Regions from separate parts of the Homo sapiens genome. Here all the other regions are linked to region 5. Evidence: chromatin contacts called from ENCODE Hi-C or POLR2A ChIA-PET data. All regions are on one chromosome and are shown on one strand. Each heading gives the region's core, a stretch centred on a gene start or an enhancer-like site at or near the end of the contact. The rest is flanking DNA. Distances are from core to core; before and after follow the strand shown. Region 1 holds the start of GAPDH (glyceraldehyde-3-phosphate dehydrogenase). Region 2 holds the start of MLF2 (myeloid leukemia factor 2). Region 3 holds the start of TPI1 (triosephosphate isomerase 1). Region 4 holds the start of LOC105369728 (a long non-coding RNA gene). Region 5 holds the start of FOXJ2 (forkhead box J2).

The links. Hi-C counts contacts between places; a loop is a spot of excess contacts on that map. ChIA-PET counts read pairs that join two places held with the same protein, here RNA polymerase II (POLR2A). Pooled maps may share reads with other maps.
Region 1: a pooled map shows a loop between it and region 5 (4-fold over the local background). The contact joins the promoter of GAPDH here to the promoter of FOXJ2 in region 5. A Hi-C loop is called at or near these places in 8 of 50 pooled maps. POLR2A ChIA-PET finds 5 or more read pairs at or near these places in 3 of 52 experiments (BJ, H1 and activated T-cell).
Region 2: POLR2A ChIA-PET joins it to region 5 with 10 read pairs in activated B cell. The contact joins the promoter of MLF2 here to the promoter of FOXJ2 in region 5. A Hi-C loop is called at or near these places in 1 of 37 single-sample maps with no recorded cell type and 6 of 50 pooled maps. POLR2A ChIA-PET finds 5 or more read pairs at or near these places in 1 of 52 experiments (activated B cell).
Region 3: a loop to region 5 is called in a pooled map, with 2.5 times the contacts of the local background. The contact joins the promoter of TPI1 here to the promoter of FOXJ2 in region 5. A Hi-C loop is called at or near these places in 1 of 168 maps with a recorded cell type or tissue (CD8-positive, alpha-beta T cell) and 14 of 50 pooled maps. POLR2A ChIA-PET finds 5 or more read pairs at or near these places in 1 of 52 experiments (activated B cell).
Region 4: a pooled map shows a loop between it and region 5 (8-fold over the local background). The contact joins the enhancer-like site here to the promoter of FOXJ2 in region 5. A Hi-C loop is called at or near these places in 5 of 50 pooled maps. POLR2A ChIA-PET finds 5 or more read pairs at or near these places in 3 of 52 experiments (SK-N-SH, activated T-cell and naive thymus-derived CD8-positive, alpha-beta T cell).

Annotation. Positions count from the first base shown.
Region 1 is chr12:6,531,592-6,536,149 of GRCh38, reverse strand. It overlaps GAPDH (glyceraldehyde-3-phosphate dehydrogenase), which reads right to left and starts at 1,633. Exons shown (of 9, transcript NM_002046.7): 1 at 1,581-1,633; 2 at 1,289-1,340. The coding sequence starts at 1,317. GAPDH-DT (GAPDH divergent transcript) reads left to right here and starts at 1,743. Exons shown (of 2, transcript XR_002957397.2): 1 at 1,743-2,686; 2 at 3,007-4,234. NCAPD2 (non-SMC condensin I complex subunit D2) reads right to left here. Exons shown (of 32, transcript NM_014865.4): 32 at 4,195-4,558. RefSeq lists silencers at 1,342-1,481, 2,202-2,451 and enhancers at 1,080-1,853, 1,854-2,627, 2,628-3,401, 3,362-3,491.
Region 2 is chr12:6,751,787-6,756,968 of GRCh38, reverse strand. It overlaps MLF2 (myeloid leukemia factor 2), which reads left to right and starts at 3,828. Exons shown (of 9, transcript NM_001382226.1): 1 at 3,828-4,030; 2 at 4,607-4,684; 3 at 4,915-5,044. The coding sequence starts at 4,635. RefSeq lists enhancers at 3,272-3,441, 3,472-3,521 and a silencer at 3,692-3,931.
Region 3 is chr12:6,864,446-6,869,588 of GRCh38, reverse strand. It overlaps TPI1 (triosephosphate isomerase 1), which reads right to left and starts at 2,058. Exons shown (of 7, transcript NM_000365.6): 1 at 1,908-2,058; 2 at 602-725; 3 at 406-490; 4 at 199-331. The coding sequence starts at 2,022. USP5 (ubiquitin specific peptidase 5) reads right to left here. Exons shown (of 20, transcript NM_001098536.2): 18 at 4,714-4,867; 19 at 4,341-4,425; 20 at 2,957-3,605. The coding sequence ends at 3,512. RefSeq lists silencers at 1,452-1,891, 2,162-2,211 and enhancers at 2,481-3,142, 3,143-3,805.
Region 4 is chr12:9,647,769-9,652,874 of GRCh38, reverse strand. LOC105369728 (a long non-coding RNA gene) reads left to right here and starts at 4,887. Exons shown (of 2, transcript NR_157802.1): 1 at 4,887-5,034. It also overlaps the pseudogene LOC374443. RefSeq lists enhancers at 1,995-2,174, 4,074-4,253, 4,294-4,363, 5,044-5,093, 5,104-5,106 and silencers at 2,950-2,999, 4,634-4,933. Within about 2 kb of position 1,299, at least 9 of the 41 ENCODE cell types and tissues checked have a DNase peak (open chromatin) inside an H3K27ac peak, as active enhancers do.
Region 5 is chr12:8,030,777-8,035,496 of GRCh38, reverse strand. It overlaps FOXJ2 (forkhead box J2), which reads right to left and starts at 2,781. Exons shown (of 11, transcript NM_018416.3): 1 at 1,664-2,781. RefSeq lists silencers at 2,687-2,926, 2,947-3,096.

The sequences.
Region 1 (4,558 bases), core at 384-2,883, 1.5 Mb after region 5:
GCTCAGCTGCACCCTTTAGGGAGAAAACGCTTGTACACTCAGCATCATCAAACTCAAAGGGCAGGAGTAAAGGTCAGAAATTAACTGGACAGGGCAAGCCCACCCCTTCTCTAAGTCCCTCCTACAAAAGGGACAGAGACTGGGGCGGGTGGGAAGAGGGGAAGCTGTATTTTAACCCCCTAGTCCCAGGGCTTTGATTTGCCAAGTTGCCTGTCCTTCCTAGCTCTTTTCCAGAAATCAGGAGTGGGAGCACAGGTAAGTGCATGTGTGTGGGGAGAAGGGATGGGAGAGAGCCCCAGCCCAGGCCCCCAGCTACAGAAAGGTCAGCAGCTATATTTAACCTCAGACCAGGGTGCGGTGGGAGATCTGGTTTCCGGAAGACGGAATGGGGAGAAGGGCAGGTTCCCCGAGGCGCCCAGACACCCAATCCTCCCGGTGACATTTACAGCCTGGCCTTTGGGGTCGGGTCAACGCTAGGCTGGCAGGGGAAGGGCGGGGCCGTGAGGTGAGCCGGCGCTGCAGGAAGGGGCCACCACCAGAGGGGCCATTTTGCGGTGGAAATGTCCTTTTCCAACTACCCATGACTCAGCTTCTCCCGGCTTGGCACCATGCCACAGCCACCACACCTCTGCGGGGAGGGGACACAAGAGGACCTCCATAAACCCACTTCTTTGATTTACCAGAGAATAATCTAGGAAAAGCATCACCCGGAGGAGAAATCGGGCCAGCTAGCCTCGCTCCACCTGACTTCCCCGCCACACGCGACTCCACCCATCGAGGCAGGAGCGCAGGGTTAGTCACCGGCAGGCTTTCCTAACGGCTGCCCATTCATTTCCTTCCCGGTTGCAACATGGCGGCCGCTCTACCGCAGGCGCAGCATCCGGACAGGGATGCACCCGCTGCGCACTAGCATCCCGGGGCCTGCGGTGCCGGAGGCCGTGGGGGAGGGGCTCCTCTGCGACACGTGACCCCGCAGAGCGCGAAAGGAAAGAAAGCGTCCCCCACCTAGGGGTCCGGGTCGGGATCTCGGGCGGGAGTAGGGACCTCCTGTTTCTGGGGACTAGGGGAAGGAGGCTCCGGGCAGATGGCGCCGCAAGGGCGGAGCTGCACAGGGCGCCACAGCCTGGGTGCGGGGCTCCGCCAGGTCCGAGCGCTGACCTTGAGCTCTCCTTGCGGGGAACAGCTACCCTGCCCCCATACGACTGCAAAGACCCGGAGCCCGCAAGGCTCGTAGACGCGGTTCGGGGGCGGTCGCAGCCCAGGGCCCCCCAGCCACCCGCGAACTCACCCGTTGACTCCGACCTTCACCTTCCCCATGGTGTCTGAGCGATGTGGCTCGGCTGCGCGGAGGGAGAGAACAGTGAGCGCCTAGTGGCCCCGGCCGACACACACGCCTCCCCTCCCCTCCCCCACCAGGCCTCCATGCCCAGCCCGCGCCGCATCACGTCCTCCGCCCGCCCCTGCAATGCGGAGGCCGCCCGGGCCCACCCCGCAGCGGCGCGAACACATCCGGCCTGCGCCCGCCCCTGCCGCCTTCAGGCCGTCCCTAGCCTCCCGGGTTTCTCTCCGCCCGTCTTCACCTGGCGACGCAAAAGAAGATGCGGCTGACTGTCGAACAGGAGGAGCAGAGAGCGAAGCGGGAGGCTGCGGGCTCAATTTATAGAAACCGGGGGCGCGGCGGCAGGCGGTGACTCGGACCCCGCCTCCCGCCAGGCTCAGCCAGTCCCAGCCCAAGGTCTTGAGGCCTGAGCTACGTGCGCCCGTAAAACCGCTAGTAGCCGGGCCCTACTTTCTCCCCGCTTTTTTTTTTCCGCAGCCGCCTGGTTCAACTGGGCACGCACCGAGCGTGTGGGCCCCGACGTAGGGGGGAAGGGACTGAGATTGGCCCGATGGGAGGTGATCGGTGCTGGTTCCCAGGACTGGACTGTGGGCAGCAGGACACTAGGGAGTCAAGGACGGGGACCCTTACACGCTTGGATGAAACAGGAGGACTTTGGGAACGACTGAGATGGGGAATTGGAGCCGGAGCCCAGCACCGCTCGCGGCTGCACGCGGCCTGCCCCCTCCCCTTTCTTTCTTTCAAAGGCTGAGAGGCGGGAAAGTTGGGGAACTTCTCCTCGAGGCTCTGCGGTAGTGACACCGGACTGCTCAGGCAAAGGCCTAGGAGGGGCCCATGGGCCTCGGGCGGGGGCCCGTGGTTCCTTCCCAGCCCCCACTTCCCCCTCCCCATCTCCTGGCTCCTGGCATCTCTGGGACCGAGGCCTGGGCTGGGCACTGGGCACTGGGCACTGGGGGCCTGGAGAGGAAGGAGGCTCGGGAGGCGGCTTGAGGGGGAGGGGGAGGTTTCTGCACGGAAGGTCACGATGTCCTGCAGCCCTGTAGCCTGGACCTGATAATTAGGGCAGACAATCCCGGCCCTGTGTGCACCAGCGGCTCTCTCCGGGCTGGGGCCCCAGGCGGAGGACAGGATGGCTGGTGGGGGCCCAGAGGCCTCCCACAAAGGCACTCCTGGAAACCTGTGGGCTGTGCTGCCTAGGGAGAGAGACAGTGTGCCTTTCATTCCATCCAGCCTGGGGCGAAGAGCGGGACGTGAGGGCGGAAGTCCCTCCCCGCCCTGGGACGTGCAGGCGAGCCAGGAGCCAGGGACTCCCTTTCACTGGCTGCGCCGGGGGATATTGAGGGCAGGGTGAGTCAAGAAGAGGGAAAAAGTGGGAAAAGAGGTCTTGGGCACACGGTGGGAACAGGTCCCCTGCCCCCTCCCACAGGGGATCCATTCTTCTGGTAGGAGGGCAGAGGGCCAGGTTTGTGAGTGTGGGATGGGAGGGTGCTGAACACTTGTAAGGAAGGGGGTGGGGTGGGGTGGCCTTGGCCCATCAGCAGGTGCATGGGAGGGGGATCCCGGGCCTCTTTGCTGGCCCAGCATAACCTGACACCAGCCCCCTGCCCTTCTAGCTAAAAGCCGGTTGCTAAGTTTAGCCTGCCTGGTGATAATCTTTGCTTAAAAAGCACCCACAGGACTCCAGTCCCTGACCCTGCCTTTCTGGGATTGCCTTTCCTGCTGGGACCCAGAGCCAGGCTGTGTCCTCGTCTGGCTGCCACTGGCATGGTTGGTGCGGGCTTTTCACAATGACCACCCAGAGCAGAGTAGCAAGAGCAAGGCAAGAAGGTCCCTAATGGTGAAAGGGGTGGGGTGGGGGAGTGGAGGAAGCCCCACCTCTGACTCAGCTATTCCTGCAACCAGGACCGTTAACCCTTTCTCATTGAGAGCATTAAGAGCACCTCCATGCTCCTGCACCACCCAAGCGTGATCTTCCCCTCTGCCTCATGCTTGTCATTTTTCATTACTGTCTTCTCCCCGCAAAGAGGGAGCTCAGTGCCCAGGGAGCACTACTGACGTAGTGTGCTGTTGTCATGACAGCAGAGGCACCAGTGTGGTCACGACAGCCAGCTCACAGCCTCCGGTTCGAAGGTGACTCAGCAGAGAAGACTTGAGGAGCTGGAGAGGGGTGCGCAGGCTTCAGGGGGCAGCCCGCCTGCAGCATAGCTCACGCCCTCTGCAGACCCGGGAACAATGAGGAATGCTGGGAGACAGGTCTTGTCTCCTGCAGAGCTGGAGGGGATCATGATCTGAACTTCCACGAGCCTGGGCCGGTCTGCTGCCAACCTTTGGAGATGGGATTAGGGAACACGAGTGGGGGTGGGGTGAGGCACACGGCAGAAAGCAACCCTTGGTCTAGAGCAGGTTTTCTCAACTGTGACGCTATTGACATTGTGGGCCGTGTGATTCTTTGTTGAGGGGCCATCCTGTGCACTGCAGGATGTTGAGCCACATCCCTGGCCTCTTCCCACAAATGCTGGTAGCATTCTTCCCCTATAGGCTATGACAACAAAACAGGCCCCAGGTGTTGTCAGATGTCCTCTGGCAGACAAAATTGCCCCCGGTTCAGAAGCACTGATCTGGAGCCTAGGCACTGCATAATTCTCCCCAGAGAGGCTGTCTGGTCACTGTGCAGGGTCCAGAGGTTGAGAGGGGAAAGGTGGCAGTGACGGGGCAGGAAGCTCATCTGCCATCCCGGGACAGGCCCTAGGACTCTGGGCTCACTCATCTCTCTCTGCACTGATAACCCTCTCTCTGCTGCATGAAACTGGGCTAATGTGAAAGATGAAACAAAGACAAGCTTAGGAAAAAATGTCTAAAAGTATATAAAAACATTTATTCATTAGAAAACAAGGAGATTGGCAAACATATATTCCAAAGTTGAAGCAGCTCAACGCAGTTCAGTTAGGCTAATTTAAGAGAAAGCCTTGCATTTTAAAGAGCGTGTAGGCATTTTTTTTTTAATTTGAGATGGAGGTTCGCTATTGTTGCCCAAGCTGGAGTGCAATGGTGTGATTTCGGCTCACTACAACCTCCGCCTCTGGGTTCAGGCGATTCTCCTGCCTCAGCCTCTTGAGTAGCTGGGATTACAGGCGCACGCCAATACGCCCGGCTAATTTTTTATTTTTAGTAGAGATGGGGTTTCTCCATGTTGGTCAGGCTGGTCTCGAACTCCCTACC
Region 2 (5,182 bases), core at 2,579-5,078, 1.3 Mb after region 5:
CAAGCTGGGAGGCGGAGGTTGTGGTGCGCCGAGATCATGCCTTTGCACTGCAGCCTGGGCAACAAGAGCAAAACTCTGAAAAAAAAAAAAAGAGGAAGGAAGGAGAAGAAAAGAAAGAAAGAAAAAGAAAGAAAGAAAAAGAGGAGAGGAGAGGGAGGAAGGAAAAAGAGAGAGAGAGAGAAAGAAAGATAAAGAAAGAAAGGGCCGGGCACTGTGGCTCATGCCTGTAATCCCAGCACTTTGGGAGGCTGAGGCGGGCAGATCACGAGGTCAGGAGATCAAGACCATCCTGGCTAACACGGTGAAACCCTGTCTCTACTAAAAATATAAAAAAATTAGCCAGGTGTGCGGGCACCTGTAGTCCCAGCTACTCGGGAGGCTGAGGTAGGAGAATGGCGTGAACCCGGGAGGCGGAGCTTGCAGTGAGCCGAGATCGTGCCACTGCACTCCAGCCTGGGCGACAGAGTGAGACTCCGTCTCAAAAAAAAAAAAAAAAAAAAGAGGGAGGGAGAGAGGGAAAAGACAAGAGGGATGGAGGAAGGGAGAGAGGAAGAGAGTGAAGGAGAAGAGAGGAAAGGAAATGAAGGAGAGGGAGAGACCCGGAGAAGGAAGACAGACACAAACTCTGGTTACTTGCAAAATTACATCCCTTTAATTCCTGGAGTAGACAACTGCCTATATGGTATGTCTCCAAGAACTCTGAAAATGGGCTCTTGCATTTGCTCTTTCATCCTCACCTGTTCAAGAGGTTTTTTTTTTTTCTTTTTTTCTTTTTTAGAGACAGGGCCTTGCTCTGTCTCCCAGGCTGGAGTGCAGTGGTGTGATTATGGCTCAAGCAATCCTCCCACCGCAGCCTCCCAAGTAGCTGGGACTACAGGCACACACCACCACACCTGGCTAATTTTTTTTACTGAAGAGACAACGTCTCACTATGTTGCTCAGGCTGGTCTCCAACTCCAGGGCTCAAACGAGCCTCCTGCCTTGGCTTCCCAAAGTGTTGGAATTACAGGTGTGAGTCACTGTGCCTGGCCAACAATTTCCTTTTTTTTTTTTCTTTTTTTTATTGAGACGGAGCCTTGCTCTGTCGCCCAGGCTGGAGTGCAGTGGCAAGATCTCGGCTCATTGCAACCTCTGCTGCTGGGTTCAAGCGATTCTCATGCCTCAGCCTCCCAAGTAGCTGGGAGTACAGGCACGTGCCACTATGCCTGGCTAATTTTTTTGTATTTTTAGTAGAGACAGGGTTTTGCCATGTTGGCCAGGTTGGCCAGGCTAGTCTCGAACTCCTGACCACAAGTGATCCAACCACCTCGGCCTCCCAAAGTGCTGGGATTACAGGCGTGAGCTACCGCGCCTGGCCAGCAGATTCTTAAGTTTTGGAAGGAAGAAGAGAAAGGACTCTAGGCACCTAAAGGCGGTACGTAAAGGATAGCAGGTGGCTGAGCACAGTGGTTCATGTCTGTAATCCCAGCACTTTGGGAGGCCAAGTTTGGGCGAATCACTTGAGCTCAGGAGTTTGAGACCAGCCTGGGCAACATGATGAAACTCCCCATCTCTACAATTTAATTAAAAAAAAAACAAAAAAACGGATAACAGGTAACTAAAAAAGAAAAAGGTGGCTACAAGACTGTATGCCTTCAATTGGCAGAGACCGTGTCTTATATTTTGTATGTATGCTTAATACAATGTACCTAGGACAGTTCCAGGCCTCATTAAACATTTGCTTTTTATTTTTATTTTTATTTTTTTTGGAACAGAGTCTCGCTCCATCCCCCAGGCTGGAGTGCAATGGCGTGATCTCGGCTCACTGCAACCTCCACTTCCCAGGCTCAAGTGATTCTCCTGCCTCAGCCTACTTGTGGGATTACAGGTGCTTGCTACCATGCCCGGCTAATTTTCGTTTTTGTTGTAGTTGTTGTTTTGAGACGGAGTCTCACTGTCGCCCAGGCTGGAGTGCAGTGGCACAATCTTGGCTCACTGCAATCTCCATCTCCTGGGTTCAAGCGATTCTCCTGCCTCAGCTTCCTGAGTAGCTGGGATTACAGACATGTGCCACCACGCCCAGCTAATTTTTGTATTTTTAGTAGAGACTGGATTTCACTTTGTTGGTCAGGCTGGTCTCGAACTCCTGATCTTGTGATGTGCCCGCCTCAGCCTCCCAAAGTGTTGGGATTACAGGCGTGAGCCACTGCGCCAGGCCTTAAACATTTGTTGATTGGCTGGACAATAAAGAACTTGCTTTAGAAGGAGGAGAGGACAAAAGAAAAAAAATGGATAGGATCTCTTTAGTTAAGTTTCAGCCACAGAACCTTTACTGGGACAACTCTTGATCACATGTCAAACTGCTTTCATTTGGGGCAAGAGGATAAGGGGAAGTTGCATGGTGGGAAGTGCAGAGATCTGGAAGACAGAAGATTTTACTAAGTCTCTTCCCCCAGAAATAGCAATGAAAAACAAATTTACTTGTATTCTGTCTGTTTTCCTTTGACTTGCCAGTCTGTCAGCTTATATCTTAATTATCTATCTCTGCTCCCTGTCTCTATTATTGTTTTTTCCTCTTTAATAATGATCAAGTCCAAAGAAACGTGAGAAGCCCTGTTCCTAGCACCTTTTCCTGAGTCACCAGGGACCCCCTCTTTCTCCCCCAGGGAATTACTGGGAACAAGTCTTTCTCATTGGGTCAGACTCCACACAGCACTAATATGGCTAAAAGCCAGAGTAAAGAACCAGGGAAAGCTGGAGTTTGGATGAGTCTGGTTAAAGTCCATCCTAGACAGTCCAAATGCCCTGACCCCAAAGGGGAAGGCCCTTCTCTCCAGCAGAGCCAGATTTTATGCAAGACATTTAGTATGTCAAAGTATCAGTCTCTGGCCTTGGAGGCAGGTCTTCTGGGCCCCGTTTTAGCTCCTCCCCTGGGTGATCCAGGTTAACTGAGCTCTCCACTCCTTTGTTCCCCCAAACTTTAGACCTTTGACCTAAGAAAGCAACCAAGAAAGGTCAGTGCAGGACTGGGAGCTCTTGAGGACACAAGAATTAGAGTAAAAGGAAGGGGAGAGTGGCATTAAACTAATAGATTCAGAACTGTAGCCTTTCCCCAGTCCAACCCTTCACAGATGGGTAACGGGGGAGGGTCCAGGTCCCTCTCCAACGCGAGTTCTCAAGGGCCTCCGGTTCCAGCCTGGCCGAGGAGCGCCATCTGGCGGCCAACCCCCCAACCTGGATCCTCTGCCCCATCCGACTTTCTGAAGCCCGAACTAGATCTGGGCTGGAGAGTTTCACCTCCTCTGCGTCACTCCGGGGACTCCGCCCTGCCAGGAACGCTCCTCCTCAAGCGGGGACAGGCCCAAGCGCCTCCCCCGCAGGAAAACTGCCCATCCTCCCTCTAGGGTAGACTGCTTCTCCAGTAGAGTCGGCTTAAAGCTCCCCCCAGGGATCCGCCCCGCCTCGTCGCCCACAGAGCGCCCGCCTCTCCCCAAGGGGCATCTGCCCCTCGTCCTCCAGTTTCCCCTTGAGGAGGGAGAGAGAACGTGCTGCACTGCGCCCCCAGGTTCAACCTCCAACCCGGTCCCTCCCGAAGAATGGATTCCTCTTCTCCTTCTCCTCCCCTGCCTTATGGGAGCCTCTTCCAGTCCACAGAACCCAAATCGAGGTTACTAATGAGCTCCCCTTCTTCGTGCCCAGGGGACCCCTCTCGGCCTCAGGCTCTGCTCCCCTGAGCTTGGCCCATGGCCCCGGCGCCCCTGGGACTCGGCCCCAGCCATCTCACCACCCGCGCCAGGGGGCGGGGCTCCCACGGCCCGGCCCCGGGTGGGCGGGTCTATCGTGACGTCACTTCCGCCCGGGCCTGGCCGAGGTTCGGGCTCCGTTGGCCGAGGGGGCCGTACGGAGGTGGCAGCTGTGGGAGGAGGCGGCGTGGAAGGCCGAGGAGCTCAAGCCCGGACCAATCCCCACGTTCCGGGCCGCGACCCTGACCCTGCAGCGTACCGGGAAGCGAAACCGGCCGGATGGGCCGCTGAGCCCGAATCGGGCACTGGTGAGGCTCGGGCAGAGCTGGCAGCCCCGGACGGGAGCGGGCCCACGGGGCTGCAGGGTCTGGGAGCCCGGGATGCGGGGTGGGGAGAGGAGAGGCTCAGGCCTACCTCTCCTGCTCGCCTGGCGGGGAGGCGGGAGCTAGAGGAGTCGCAGACAGGCGCGGGGGGCTTAGTGAGGCCCGCCTGGGGGAGGCCTGAGTGTAAGGAGGGGGCGGGGTGACTGGGGTCATTAATGGGGCGGAGGACCTGCACTTGGCATTCTCATCTAGAACGGTGTCGTCGGCGGGAGGAGGGGAGAGTATGCTACCGGCCAGAGCTTTGGGAAGAGGATGGCTCTGAGTGGGGGAGGGAAAAACCGAGAGGGTTGGAAAAATTTTCCATGGCCCTAATTGAGAAAGAGGTTTGAAGAGCCCTTCCCTCCCTAGAGGGTTGTGTGGAACACCTGGAGTAGGGTCTCCCTGGAGTTTAGGGGGTCAGTTACAGGATTTGGAAAGGACAGTGCTCTGAGAGTCCCCACACTGAGTGGGTGTGCAAAACCCTGGCCACCTCCAAGTATCTGAGCTTCCATATCTTTCCAGTGTGGAGCCCCCTGGAGCTGAGATCAGGATGTTCCGCTTCATGAGGGACGTGGAGCCTGAGGATCCCATGTTCCTGATGTGAGTATTCCCTCCCCCTCAAGCTCTCCCACTCCAGGTCTCTGAGCAGTTCAGGCAGACATCGGGGTTCCCATTGCTAGGAATGGTTGGAACTGGCTGGATACCTAGCTCCTACCTAGCAGGAAGTAGGCATCGGTGCCACTGTTGCTCTGTGCGTATTTTTTTGCAGGGTGGTGGAGGGATTGACAGTTTGGCGCTTCTGCCATCCATACTATGTGCTCACTCCACAGGGATCCCTTTGCTATTCACCGTCAGCATATGAGCCGTATGTTGTCAGGTGGCTTTGGATATAGCCCCTTCCTCAGCATCACAGATGGCAACATGCCAGGGACCAGGCCTGCCAGCCGCCGGATGCAGCAGGTAATGATGCTGAGACACACCTGAGACCCAAAGAAAGGTTGGAGGTTAGTTAGGAAAGCACTTAATTTTCTTGCACTACAGCCAACTGAGCAAGTGAAATGCTCTAGGAGTTGGGGAAAGGGTCAGGAAAAAGGGCTT
Region 3 (5,143 bases), core at 809-3,308, 1.2 Mb after region 5:
TGGACATTGGGGGATTTCCAGGTGGCATCTACCTTGGGGCTGGAGAAGTCATAGGCCCCAAGCAAAGATTGTCACTCCCCCTCCCCTTTTTCCTTTTCTGGATCAGCATGGGGACCAAGACAGGCTCCAGGGCCTGACCCTACCCTCTGAGTCTCTGTGGCCCTGGATAGGCTCAAAGGTCCCTTTCTCCAGAGATACCTGCGATGACCTTTGTCTGCTCGAAAACAACCTTCTCAGTGATGCCAGCTTCCCTTTCATCTAGCTTCTCCCCAATGCAGGCGATTACTCCGAGTCCCTCTGCCAGAGCATGGGCCACTTTCTGCCCAATCAGCTGTTGAGAAACAGACTTGGTGAGACATCCTTCTTGGAAAAAGACATCCCTTATCTTCTCTCTTGGCTACTAACCTCATCTGACTCCCCAAAGACATGCCTTCTCTCTGAGTGCCCCAGGACCACCCACGTGGCTCCGCAGTCTTTGATCATGCCAGGGCTAAAGGAAGAGATGAAGCCAAGGTTCAGCAGGGAGCCCACCCTGTGGCTTTCCCCTCAACGAGGAAAGTGAGGGAAGGGTCCCACACACCCCTCTCCACCTCGATCTCACCTGATCTCCCCAGTAAAAGCCCCATTAGTCACTTTGTAGCAGTTCTGCGCAGCCACAGCAATCTTGGGATCTAGCTTCTGCCGGGCGAAGTCGATATAGGCAGTAGGGGGAGCACAAACCACCTCTGAGGACAAGATGGTACCACAGGGGGATGAGACTAAAGAAAGCCTTCATTCCCCACAATTCCTAACCAGTGCCCTGGAGCCCCCCAGCCCTCACCCTCTTCTTCTTGGTTCTGCTCTCCCCCTTTTCACCCCAGCAAGATGACCTTTGTCCATTTTCCAGCCCAGGCTGGGTCTGCACTCAACTCGAAGAGCCTTCCAGATACCCCTGAGAGGCCACGGCCCTCACCCTGCCCTCTGCTCTTTTAACAGCTGGGGCTCCAATTTCCTCGAGCTATTCTCGGCATAGGCACCTCACAGACTCAGCATTCTCCAGGGAGCAACCCTGCTTCCCTTCTAAAATAGCCCATCCTCACCTCCCCTTTGCAAGGCAAGGATTTGTAGCAAAAGGAGAGGGGCCAACTCCTGGGGTTTGTATTGAGGCCTCTGGGGAATGAACGAGAAGGGGATGCCTCTTTGGATCAGGCCCGCGGCTCTCCGATTTCGGTGGAGGGAGGAAGGAGGATGGAGGAGAGCATCCTTTGCCCGTGGGTGGCAGAGACCTAACTGACTCAGAGGCCTTGCGCTTTGCTGTTTCCAGGTTGGGGAAAGCGGTAGGATGGCTCCTCACTCCCAAATCGCTCAGCCTGTTTGGCACGGGCTCGGTCCCTTCCGTGGAAGGCGGGAGTCGTTCAGGTTGCCGAAGGGAAGGGGTCAGATCTGGGGCTCAGGGAGCCCGAGCAGCTCGGCGCGGGGACGCGGACGCCGGCGAGGAAGGGGAGGAGTCTGGGGCTACGTGCGGCGGCGCACGGCGCGGGAGGCCAGGGCGCAGGGAGCGGGAAGCCCACGCGGCCCAGCCTCCCCCGGTCTCCCGCAGAGCCTCGGGCTCCGCTCCTAACCCCGTCGCCTGGCGGGCACAGCCCCAGTGCGCGCCCCGGGGCCACCTTCCTCCAGGAGACCCAAAACGTCCTTACCTGCCCCATAGTCCAAGGGGCATCATGTGCTCCGCCCTGCCCCCTCGACGCACCGACGGGGCTGCGGCTGCGAGGCCCCTGCCCGGACCCCAGCGGCCCTCGTCCCACAGCCCTGCATCAGGTCCGCGCGGATACCGGCCTCGGGGCCTCGGGGCCTCGGGAGAGGGCGCTGCCACTCCTGCCCCGGCCCCGGCCCCGGCCCGGCCAGACCCCTCCTCGGCGAGGGCTTACCGGTGTCGGCCGGCACCTTGGCCGCGTTCAGAGTGCCGATGAGCTCCCCCAGACTCTGCTTCCGCCCGTTCATCTTCCAGTTTCCCCCAACGAAGAACTTCCTGGAGGGCGCCATGGCGCTGGAGCCGAGGCGCTGAAGGTCAGTGTCTGCGCGCAGTCGCGGCCACTGCCCACTTATATAGAGCGCCGCGAAGTGGAACTCCGCCTCCTCGCCGTCCTCCGCCATGGCCCGCCCAGTCCCCCGGAGCCCTGCCCCCCGCCCGCCCTCCTGCCGCCGCCCCGGCCGCCGCCCGATGATGCACTGTTCCGACGTTCCCCCTTCTTGTGGCAACGTTCTAGGAGAGTCGGGGGCTCGGTCGCCTCCGCCTCGATTGCGGGGCTTTCGGGACAAGGCGAGACCTGTGAGCTCCGGCGCTCAGGGGAACCCTCGCTTGGCGACTTGAGTCCCCCACGGGGCCAGAAGTGGTTTTCAAGCGGAACTAGCTGGTGGCAACTTGGCCGTAGCCCAGATCGCCCACTGGGGCAGAGAGGGCCCCTCTCCAACTGTGGGATAGACAACCTCCTTCGCCCATCGGAGCAGCTCATGCCCGACTGCTGAGCAGGCACCCTTGTACCCAGGGAGTCTACCTGAGTGAAAACTTGCGGGACAAATGCAGGGTTCACAGCGGGAGGGGCAGCCCACACAGGCATAGGCCGCCAGGATCATCCCAACCCTCGCCCCGGCTGGCAAGGCCTGGCAGGAACTGCAGGGACTGAGTCCCAGCCTGAAGCCAGCTAGCCAGTTAGGGACATTTGGGAAATCCTCCACTCCTGTGTGAATAAAGAGAGGGAAGGGTTCTTCACTCCATCTTTCCTTGGCTTTGTGTCGGCATTTAGTCACTCTACTCCACCTCCCCACCCAACCCCAATTTTCCTAGAGCTCTAGAACCAGTGAAAAGTGGAGACTTGACTTTGGCAGGGAGGCGGCCAGAGTTAGGAGTTTTCTTAAGCGCCCTCCTGCTAACCCCAGGAAGGTAAGCCTCTCCCCCAAGGTATCAAACAGGACACAATTTAGCCGTTGTACTTTTATTCACATCGTGTATTTTGGCATTTTCCAGAGAAGGACAAGGAAGAGACAGGGTGGGGGAAAGACTGAGGCAGGAGGGCAAGTCGGGGGGTCCCTATTTCCCTCACATCCCTCCTTGACCAACCACACAGGGGCAAACAAAGGGGGAGGGGAGGCACAGGTGATCGCTCCACTGGGAGAGGATGCACAAAGCTACACCCACGCGCACAAACGAGACCCCTCCCTCCACACCAGGGGGCTGGGCGGGGCGACACAGAGAAGCAGAGCACTGTGGATTCCGGGGGCAGGGGAAGCAACAAAGTCTCCTTACAGACAGGTGGCCGGCCCCTCCCGTCCCCGTCCTGCTCCATCCCCAGAGTCTATCGCTGCCCCTCTGCTCTGCCCAGCCATTCTCCCACGGCCTCCAGCTTCTTCCCTGCTGCCGGGGACAAAAGGAAAAAGGGTACAGAGCAGAGGGGCTGAAGTCCATCCCTCAGCCCCTCTCCCTCATGCCAGGTGGTCTTCCCCTGCCCTCATTGGTAAGGGGTGAGGCAGGCTCTTAGCTGGCCACTCTCTGGTAGAAGTAGATGTAGCCCAGGTCCTTGGGCGGCTTCTCGGAGGCACACACTTTCTGGTCATTGTAGATCACCCATCTGGGGAAGTGGGGAAAACAGAAAAGGATGAACAAACTGGGCATTCAAAGTGGCATCATGTAGTCTCTCAGACATGGCCCCTGGAAGTGCTCTCCACACTCTCTGCCCATACCCCAAATCCACAGCCCAGCCACCATGTGCCTTAAGGGAGCTTCACAACCTCACAAGGGTCACGGACCCTATTATGTCTTCAGATCCTCCAGTACCTTTACAACCACCCTCCACCCATTCCAGGGAGGCAGGGGGTTGGTAAACTTTTTCTGGCAAGGGCCAGATAGTATTTGAGGTTCTGCAGGCTCTCTCTCTGGTCTCTGACACAACGACTCAACTTTCCTGCCGCAGCGTGAAAACAGGCACAAACAACACATAAACAAGTGTGTCCAGGTTCCAGTGAAAATTTATTTACAAAGGCAGGGGGCCTGGCCAGGCACGGTAGCTCATGCCTGTAATCCTAGCACTTTGGGAGGCCGAGGCAGAAGGATCACTTGAGCTCAGGAGTTCAAGACCAGCCTGGGCAACATAGTGAGATCCCATCTCTATTTAAAAAAAAAGCTGGTGGCCAGATCCAACCCTTGGGCCAATCACTGCTGCAAGACCTTCTGTCACTCTCTGGCACTTTATGTCCCCATCAGGCAGTCCCTTCACCTTCTCCCATAGCTATCCCAAGGACTTCCAAATGGCCCTCCTCATTCCCACCACCATTCTCCATTCAAAACGCATGTGGCCAGCACTCACCTGCCTTCTTTCTTGATGTGGCAGACGTAGTGACCACACATGGTAGAGGTGCCCATGTGACTAATGAAGGCAAAGAGCTGATACTCTAGGAAAGGAGAGAGGGGGTCAGAGAAGGAAACAGAAGAGGAATGCTTGAGTGATGGCCCAAAGATCCAGACAACAGCTCAGACTCAGGACAGGAGTTTCAGGGAATGTGAGGCAGGTACTGGGCCAGAGCCTGTCTCCATGTCAGAGAACCCCACCCTCAGATGCCACGTTGAGGTGGAAAGAAGCCCCTGACTCCTGAGGAGGGCAGAGCTGCCTGAATGAGGGATCTGGTGTAGTAGACTGACCAGATTCCACCAGGCCTGTCCTGCTTCCTGGGGATACTCACTTCCAGGACCATCCCGGACTTTAGGTCCCACTGGCACAGACTCAGAGATGGAGTCGGCAGCTGAGCGGCCCTCTGAGATGTCCATGGCAGCTTCAGCATCCAGGTCGTCAATGTGACTGAAGATCCAGTCCACAGCCCGTTCTAAACTATTGTTCTTGGAGAGGAAGGAAGCATTACTTTTTTTCTTGAGACGGAGTCTTGCTCTGTCGCCCAGGCTGGAGTGCAGTGGCGCGATCTCGGCTCACTGCAAGCTCCGCCTCCCGGGTTCACGCCTTTCTCCTGCCTCAGCCTCCCAAGTAGCTGGGACTACAGACGCCCACCACCACGCTTGGTTAATTTTTTGTATTTTTCGTAGAGACGGGGTTTCACCGTGTTAGCCAGGATGGTCTTGATCTGCTGACCGCGTGATCCGCCCACCTCACCCTCCCAA
Region 4 (5,106 bases), core at 50-2,549, 1.6 Mb before region 5:
TAATTATGAAGTGGAAATTTAAATATAAAAACAGTATCATTTATAATAACATGAAAGATATCAAATAAATATATCAAAATATGTTTAGGATCAGTATGATGAAAGCTGGAAACCAAAGGGACAAAGAAATCAAAGCAGACTTGAATCAACAGAGAGATATAAGATATTCATAGATTGGAATATGCAATATTGCTGGATGTCAATTATACCCAAACAGGTTTAGAGATTCAGTGCAATACTGATAAACATTGCAGTATGAATTTTTTGTAGAAATAAGCAAGGTAATTTTAAAATTATATGAAAAAGCAAAGAACTAGAATAGCCAAACAATTTTGAAGGAAAAAAAAATGGCCAAATTTGGAAATCAGGGAACCTGCTTTCGTAATTTACAAAGTAATAGAAACAAAGACAGTATGATATTGACAAAAGAACAGACACATAAATCAATGGAACAGAAAAAAGGTTTCAGAAACAAATCTAAACGTGTATCATCAATTGACATTTGACAGACGTGGAAAGTAATCAGGTAGGTAAGGGGTAATATTTTCTGAACATGTAGTGCTGGAACAATTGAGTGTCCTAATGCAAAACAGTGAACCTCAGCTCACACCTAATACCTTATAAGAAAATTAACTCAAAATAAATTTTAGACTCATATATAAAGCCTCAAACCCTAAAACTATTAGAAGAGGAAAATTACATTTTTGTGAACTTGAATTAGGCAAAAATTTCTTACATACAACACCAAAAGCATTATCAATATTTTAAAAATTGATAAATTGAACTTTAACGTAATTAAAACTCTCTGCTAGAAAAAAAACCCTGAAAAGGGAATAAAAAGACAAGCAAAGGCAGAAAAACATCTCTCTAAAAAGCGACTTGTATCTAGAATATATTAAGAACTCAAAACTCAACAATAAGAAAACGAAAACTAGATTAAAAAGTGGGCCAATGATTTGGAGATATACTTGATTAAAGAGGATATATGAATAGCAAACAAGTGCATAAAAACATGCTTGAAATAACCAGCCATTTGAGAAATACAAATTAAAACCATGAGTGACTACTACATGGTTATTAGAGTGGCAAACAAAACAGAAAAAGAAACAACTGCTGGTGAGGAAGGGATGTGATATGGTTTGGATCTTTGTCCCCACCCAAATCTTATGTTGAATTGTAATCTCCAGCGTTGGAGGTGGGGTCTGGTGGAAGGAGATTGGATCATGGGGGCAGATTTCCCCCTTGGCACTGTGTCATGATAAGAGTGAGTTCTCGTGAGATCTGGCGGTTGAAAACTGTGTGGTGCCCTCCCTCACTTCCTCTCTTCCTCCTGCTCTGGCCAAGTGAAGTATGGACTCCCCCTTTGCCTTCTGCCATGAATTGTAAGTTTCCTGAGGCATCCCCAGAAGCTGAGCAGATGCCAGAATCATGCTTCCTGGCCAGCCTGTGGAATGGTCAGCCAATTAAACCTCTTTTCTTTACAAATTACTCAGTCTCAGGCTATTTCTTTATAGCAGTGAGAGAATGGACAGGATGCAACTGGAATTTTCATGCATCATCACTGGAAATGCAAAATGTTATGGGCATTTTGGAAAACAGTTAAGCAGTTTGTTATGGTAAATGTAAATTCACCACATGCCCTAGCCATCCTATCCCTAGGTATTTAAACAAGGGAAGTGAAAACTTGTGTTTACCCAAAAACCTGTAAGGAATATTTTACACCAGGTTTATTCATTATCACAAAAAACTAGCAACAACTCAAATATGCTTCAGCTGCTGAAGAGGTAAACAACTATTCCTCAGCCCTAATAAAAGAAAAAACTCGATCACACATTCACAATTGTCAATTTCTTACTGTGTGTTAGCTGGCCAAACTTTTGTCAGGTTTTTCTCCTCCCCACAGGCCCTACACGTGTTTGCCCGCAAGTTTGCCTAAATGCCTCAAAGCACAGACTTGCAAAAAACATCCTGCCTTAACCTGACCACAGACCACATTGCACCATTTCCTGCTGAAACGCCTAGACTTTGCCTGCTCTCTCCCACACCACTAACTTTTTTTTTTTTTTTAAGACAGAGTCTCTGTCGCCCACGCTGGAGTGCAGGAGCATGATCTCGGCCCACTGTAAGCTTCCACCTCCCGGGTTCATGCCATTCTCCTGCCTCAGCCTCCCGAGTAGCTGGGACCACAGATGCCCACCACCATGCCCGGCTAATTTTTTGTATTTTGTTTAGTAGAGACGGGGTTTCAGCAGGTTAGCCAGGATGGTCTCAATCTCCTGACCTCGTGATCCACCCGCCTCAGCCTCCCAAATTGCTGGGATTATAGGCATAAGCCACCGCACCTGGCCTAACATATTTTTGAAATCAGTGTTATTCCTATTGCAACAGTCCTTTTGAATAAAGTTTCTCCCTAAGTCCAGACTTGTTTTTCTTTGACAAATGATACATACTATAATACAGATGACTTGAAAATGCATTATTGCTAAGTGAATGAAGTCAGATTCTACATTTACCTACTGCAAGATTCCATCGATGTGACATTCTGGAAAAGCAAAAGTGCAAGATCAGAAAACAGATGAGTGGTTGCCAAGGGCTAGCGGTAGAGGAAGAGACATTCTACAAAGGGACATGAGGGAATTTCGAGTGGGTGGGTATGGCTCTATATCTTGACTTTTATGGTAGTAACATGAGTATATATGTTTACCATAGAAATCTACACCAAAAGAGTGAATTTTACTGAATATAAATTATAATACTTTAAAAGTCCCTGCCAACTTTCGTCCGTTTAATATACATCTACAAGAATAACAGGGAGCTTCAGCTTAAATTCTAGACAGGGGGAAAGATGGGTAAGATTGGATGATCTTAAGCAGTAAATATCGTTTGGATTTTGGCTCATATAAAAATATCAACCTTTATTCTTTCTGGTTCTACACTAACGCAAAATTGTCTTAAAGGTTCAGAATACTAAGACTTCCGTAATTCTTTTTCATTGCTACTAGGGTAATGTGTAACTCTCCCCTTAAAACTTCCCCCAAATCTCCCATTTGCCTCTCTTAATAATCTTCTAAATGTGCCTGCTTTCTCTTCTTCTTTTTTACATCTCTAGCCCCTCCTACTAATACTGAGACAGCCAGGTGGGAAGGGGTCCCTGGAGAAACTCCAATTAGCCTGCCCACTGAGGTGGAGCCTTGGGAAGTTCACAAGGTTTGCAGCAGAGAGAAGCCTGAGCCTGGCCCCAGTTTTTCATTTGTAGAACCTGGGATTCAAACTGTCAGGTGGGAAGCGCTCCGGCGGAAGGACTCTGGCCCTGCAAGAGTACCTGTTTCCCCCTTTTTTTCCCTTTTTCACCCAATAAAACTCTGCTTCACACACCCTTTAAACCATCTGCGAGCCTGAATTTCCGTGGCCGTGGGACAAAGAATCCCATTTTTAGCTGAAATAAGGAAAAGTCCTGCAGCAATATTCCCACATGCATCTTGTTCCACTTCTCTCTTGCTCACTTATTTCTCTTCTACCTTTCTTACAGTGTGTCCTGACTCCCGCAAATTCATACCACTCTTAAGGTACACACTGAACACAATAACTCTTCAGACTTCTAGTTGGAAAAACAACATTAGGAATTATCTCTCAGAAGAACAGAGAAATAAAGCATTATTACTGATCAAATTTTAACTCAGTTTCAGGATCTGAAAAACTTAAATCACAGGATGCATTTTAAAAAACAAGTTTCACAACTGTACCAGGTAACAAATATTTAGTTTCGGTTCTGTAAACATTCTTTAGAATATAACATTTGGCTTAGTTAGTAAGAATATAACTTAGTAGGAATGTAACTTAGCCAAAAGTTACATTTGTAACATCTAAAAAATGTTAGAACGTACTGCTCCGGGACACAAATTTAAGAAGACCGATTTGAGTAATAATAAAACTCCCATCACCTGCAAAGCCGGCTCTGCGTGAATTACTCTTTCTCCATTGTAATCCCCGTCTTGATAAATCGGCTCTATCTAGCAGACAAAGTGAACCCACTGGACGGTTACAACAGTACCATGAATGCTAAGAGCTAGGAGCAACATGTTACAAAAACAGTGGCATCCCTTAAAAACAAGTTTCCCCAAGAAAGGTGGGAGGAAAATAGGGGCTCAGGACAGTTGCAAATAGATGTCTATCTTCCAAATAAAATGCCAAGTCTTCTTGAGGTCACAGCATCCACAAGTTTCCAACTAGGCTGGAAAAACAAGTTGGATCAGAGAGAGGTTGGGGGAGGGCCCGTGGGTGGCCCTGAAGCAGGCCACTAGGACGCCGTTTCCCTCTCTCCGCCCTTCCAAAAGCCCTTAAGCCACAGACAGCCGTGGCCCGTCCAGGGGGCACTCCCCTCTCAGGTCCCCCAAAGTTCTGCAAACTCTGACGACAAAGGCAAGTCAGAGTCCCGTGACATGTGGGGAGGCATCGCACAGATTTTTCTTTTCATGGCCTGGTCAGAGAGAGTGCTCACCCAACCGAGAAGGCCCTGGCGGGGTCACACTGGCTAAATAAAAAGCGCCTTCTTCTGCTTTTTTCGGAGCTCCAGGTGACGGCTCCTCCTTCACTCCAGGGCGGAGCTCTGCAGAAAAGGCGGGGAGGCACGGAGGGAGGTGTACTGGGGCTGCGGGATTCGCGGCTACATGGGCTTCTAGGCTCTCTCGCGCCCACCCTGCCCCGAGCTACGGAGCCCCTTCCGGTCCCGCGGACTCCAAGCCTCAAGTTTCCGCCACACCCTCCAGAGAAGCGTCCCCGCCGCAGCCCCGGGGGGCGGGAGGCGCGAGGCGCGGCTGCGCCCAGCACTGGCCCCACCTCCCACGCGCCCGCGGGAGATTTGCTTGGGGCTGGATCCCCCGCCTACCGTTTCCCCGCAGCCGCCGGCGCTTCTGGCGCTTGTGACCCGAGCAGGAAGCCCAGAGAGAAACCAGAAAGACAGGAAGGGGATTCCTGGACTTCCTTTCCACATCCGGCAGGAACGCGACCCTCCTCCAGCTAGGAGCGCTTGTCCGGGTCTGGTGGACCCCTTACCCTGTGATAAGGACCCAGAGGATGCCCTTGTCCCCGGGATTAGGGGGAACCCAA
Region 5 (4,720 bases), core at 1,532-4,031:
CTCATCCTTCTGAGACCAGAGGTATCAGCAATGAAGCTCTCTTATTAGTCCTAGAAGAAATGATCCCAGCCTGAGACTGGGTTGCCCTGCTGCTTAAAGGACTGTCCTGTAGACCGTCACGAGGGCTCCCATTGACTGGGGGGAGGCCAAGCCTTTCCCCTCAGGTGGCCATCCTTACCACCACCTATCCATGTCCTTGTACAGAGGCACCTGCTTCTAGAGGCCCACCAGAAACATACAATTCTAGGTAACTGGAGTATAGTCTGAAAAGCACATAAGTACCTGTCTCCACACACATACCCACTTGAAACAGAGAGCCACATTCACATGAATTAAGAAGTATATGCATGTTGTCCTATAGCACAGCCACACAAACCTGTGCCCTATCTCATATACCACCAGTAGCTTCCAGGACAAATGACTGTACTCAGGAATTTAGGTAGACCTCACCCATGCCCCAGAGAGAGGAGGAAATATGAAAGGCCAAGTCAGATGAAGCCTCCTTCACAACTTGTCCTTGCTGTGAGACAGAAGATAAGGTATCTGCTAATGGTGAGGCAGGAAAGCAGACAACCAGCTAGTGACCTCTCCTAAAAACAGCCTAGGCTTCAGGGGAGGATTTCCTGGTACCCTTTTCCTGCCTTTTCTGAAGATTCTGGACTTTGATAATTCCCTAGCTTATGAAGGAAAACTTTAACACAAGGTTCGAGGGACTCAGAACTGAACAAGAAACAGGAAGGGAGAGGATGAGACTATTAGGTACTTTTCTGGAAGGAAACTTTATATACTCCTCAGAAGTGAAATCTCTCCAGTGGTCAACTTGTTTAACTGGAAGTCTGGACAGAAGCGGAGCAGCAGCCCTCCTCCCTTCGTATCCAGGATCTAATTTTTCCTGAAGAATTGTGAGCAAAAAACAGGAGTCGAGAAGGGGACTGGGGCAGTGGTTCAGGGCCAGCATCAAGGAAGCACTTTAACCCGGGAGTTGGCATTCCCCTGCACACTTTCTTCTCGCCTCAGAACATGTGGGATTCCCATTTTCCCTTTGGATTTTATGGGCAGAGGCATACATCCAGCTAGGAATGGAAATGTCAGGAGAGGAGGCCTCTTGGTATCTGAGATAGGATGAGCAGGAACAGATTGCTTTTCTTGTCAAGGGAGCTATAATTGCAGTAAGCTGGAGGGAACACCTCTGGTGAACACTAAGCTGACCTCGGCATGCCCTGGGCAAGGCCAGGACCCCAGATGCCACCGTGATTTTCATGACAGCCCACTCTCCAGGGGAAAAGGCCCAAGGGTGAAGGGTGGTATGGGAATCTTACCACTGGTTGGGTTGTGTAAATCACTGCTACACAGTATGCATGTTCTCAAAATGCAGCTGTTTTCCGATAACCCTTTTCCTCAGCATGAAAACATCCACTTCCCTAAGGGACCTAAAATGAATCCCATCCCTTTAGTCCCCAAACACTAAGAAACCCATTTCTCAGAGCTTCTGCAGCAAGATGTGGGTTCAAATCCAGGAGCTCCCTTGGATCACATTTCCCATTGGATTTTCTGAGTCATCACTCTGTCTTCCCCGGCAGTGAAACCCACGATCCACCAGCTCAACCCCCTACACCCACTAGTGCCAGACAATGACAGAGAGAAGATGAAAGAAAGCACTAACCTGTCTCCAAGGTTCCTCCGGCAAAGGGAGGGAACCACCTGGTACTGGAGTTTGGGGTTGGAGGGATTCCCCTCTTCAGAGGCAGGTGACGGCTCTCATCCTCAGTGGCTCTTCCTGGACGAGGCTGAGCCTCCCAAGTTGGTGAGGGGAACTGGGTCCCCTGAGGATGAGGAGTCAAGGTTGGAGGAGGGGGAGGGGGAGGAGAAGGAGGTCCTACTTGGGGAAGGTGGCACACCCCCCACACCCTGCTTGTTACCCGGGGGAGGAGGGGAGGAGCCTCTCCCAACCAGGAGTTGTCTCCTCCCCCTTGGGGGAGTTCCCCTCCCCCCCAAACTGGATCTTTCTGAGGTGGAGGGCTCTTTCTGTCTGCTGGAGATAGGAGCGGAGGGGCTCCACCCCGTTCCACTGTCTAGGCACGAGGAAGTTGAGGGGGAGGTCTTCCCCTCTCCAGAAGGCTGAAAGCCGATTCCTCTTCTTTCCCTGGAGTGGCTTCTGAACGTAAGGACTCCTGTCTCCTGTGAATAGTGGTGGGCCGAGGGTGCCTACTCCACAGGCACAGCCCCGTCTCTCTTTGCCTCCAAAGTCCTGAACTGTTGAGAGTGTGTGTTTGGAGGGGCGGGGGCGCGCTAGGGTGGTCTCACTCTGCTTCCCTACGGAAAGCTCCCTTCTTTCCACTTCTGGGGGTCTCCTCCCCGGCCAGTACAGGGGTCTTCCTCGCCTCTAGGCAGGAGAGAGGCGTCCCCTCCAGGGGTCTCTTCTTTCCCTCACCCGAGTGGTAAGGGTCTTTTCTCTCCAACAGGGGGAGAGGTTGCTCGCGTCCCCGCTCCCGCCTCCGCTCCCGGGGTGCCCCAGAGGGTGGGGCTTTCGTACTCCCGGCTGTCCCTGAGCTGGCCTGGGCAGCACGGTCCGGGAGGCCGCGGCTCGAGACTCCGGTCCCTGCTACTGTGGCGGCAGCACCTCCTCTAGGGCCGTCCTGTCGGGTCCGCTCCCTTCGGCGCGTGGGGCTCCCCGCGCTGCCACCGCTCGGGCTCCGACCAGTCTGGGCTCCCGGGGAGCCAGAAGGCGGGCAGACAGTGTCAGGGCTCGGCGCGGGCTCGGGCTCGGCTCGGCTCCGCTGCAGGCCCCGGCTCCTCCCCGGCCTCCGCGCCGCGCTCCGCGCCCCTCCCCCTCCCCCGCCCGCCGGCCGCTGCCGCCACCGCCTCCCGGCGCGGGTTAAGGAGGAGCCGGGAGACGCCGAGCCGCGGGCAGCGCCGAGCCGCGAGCCTCGCTACCCGGTGTGCGCTCCGCCTGGAGAGCCACGGCCGCTCTCACGCCGGCGAGGGATCTCGCCGCCCTCGCCCACCTGCGGCCGCGTGGCTCCGGGAGTTCGCCGTCTACCCGGGATGACAACTCACTGCTCCCCGTCGGGAGAGTCCCTAGTGCGCACCGTATACCGTCAATTCCAGCTGACACCCCAACTCCGGCGTTTCATTCTGTTAAACTCCGTATACAGATGAACAGCCCCAGCTTTCTCAGGACTGTCTTTGATGGGCTTCTCTTTCCCTCGAGATAATTTATAAAGGATCATGAGCATTGAGGTGAAGATTGGGGTGAAGTTTATATGTTACCCTTATATCATCCTGGAATTCAGTAAATGCTCCTTGAATGAGTGGATACATGATAAATGAGCGTGTAACGGTGAAATAAACATCAGAAGATCTGGGTCCTGTTCCTTGTTTCAGCTTCCTAAACTTGTGCATGGCCCTTGTTCTCCGCAATCTTGCTCAGCGAAGAAGGGACCTTGATACTTGGCCTGCTTACCCTTTACAGCTGTCACATCCTGAAGTCATATTATTCTGCTGCAAATTCTCATATATTTCATACTCTGGCTTTTTTTTTTTTTTTTTTTTTTTTTTTGAGGTGTTGTTTCACTTATTGCCCAGGCTGGAGTGCAATGGCACGATCTGGGCCCACTGCAACCTACGCCTCCCGGGTTCAAGCGATTCTTCTGTCTCAGCCTCCCCAGCAGCTGGGATGCCTCAGCCTCCGGAGCAGCTGGGATTACAGGCGCGCGCCACCACGCCCGGCTAATTTTTGTATTTTTAGTAGAGATGGGGTTTCACCAAGTTGGCCAGGCTGGTCTCGAACTCCTGACCTCGTGATCCACCTTCCTCGGCCTCCCAAAGTGCTGGGATTACAGGTGTGAGCCACCGCGCCCGGCCCATACTCAGGCTTTTTAAACTTTTATCAAACTACCCTACTTTCTTTCCTTTCTTTCTTTATCTTTTTCTTCTTTTTAAATAGAGGCAGGGTCTCAGTATGCTGCCGAGGCTGGTCTTTAATTCCTGGGTTTAAACTATTCTCCCTTTTTATGCCTCCAAAGTGCTGGGATTACAGGCAGGAAACACGGCCCGGCCTACTCTCTACTTTATAGCACATAAGATAATAGGAGGCCAGGCGCAGTGGCTCACGCCCGTAATCCCAAAGCTTTGGGAGGCCGAGGCGGGGGGATCACTTGAAGTCAGGAATTGGAGACCAGCCTGGCCAACGTGGTGAAACCCCTGTCTCTACTAAAAATACAAAAATTAGCCCGGCGCGGTGGCGGACGCCTGTAGTGCCGGCTAAGGCAGGAGAATCGCTTGAACCCGGAAAGCGGTGGTTGCAGTGAGCCGAGACCGCGCCACTCCACTCCAGCCTGGGCGACAGAGCCAGGTTCCGTCTAAAAAAAAAAAAAAAAAAAAAGAATTAGCCAGGCGTGGTAGTGCGTGCCTGTAATCCCAGCTACCTGGGAGGCTGAGGCAGGAGAATCACTTGAAACTGGGAGACGGAGGTTGCAGTAAGCCCAGATCGTGCCGCTGCACTCCAGCCTGGGAGACAGTGAGACACCGTCTCAAAAAAAAAAAAAAAAAAAGATAATACGAATACAAAAATATTGCTTGCAAAATATTTGAATTGCCCCCAAAAGACTGCATACTTAAGTTGTATGTATATATTATATGAATAATTATATTTACAATATGCCAGGCATTGCACTGAGCATTCTGCATGTGTTGTCACATTGATGATTCTAGCGATTCC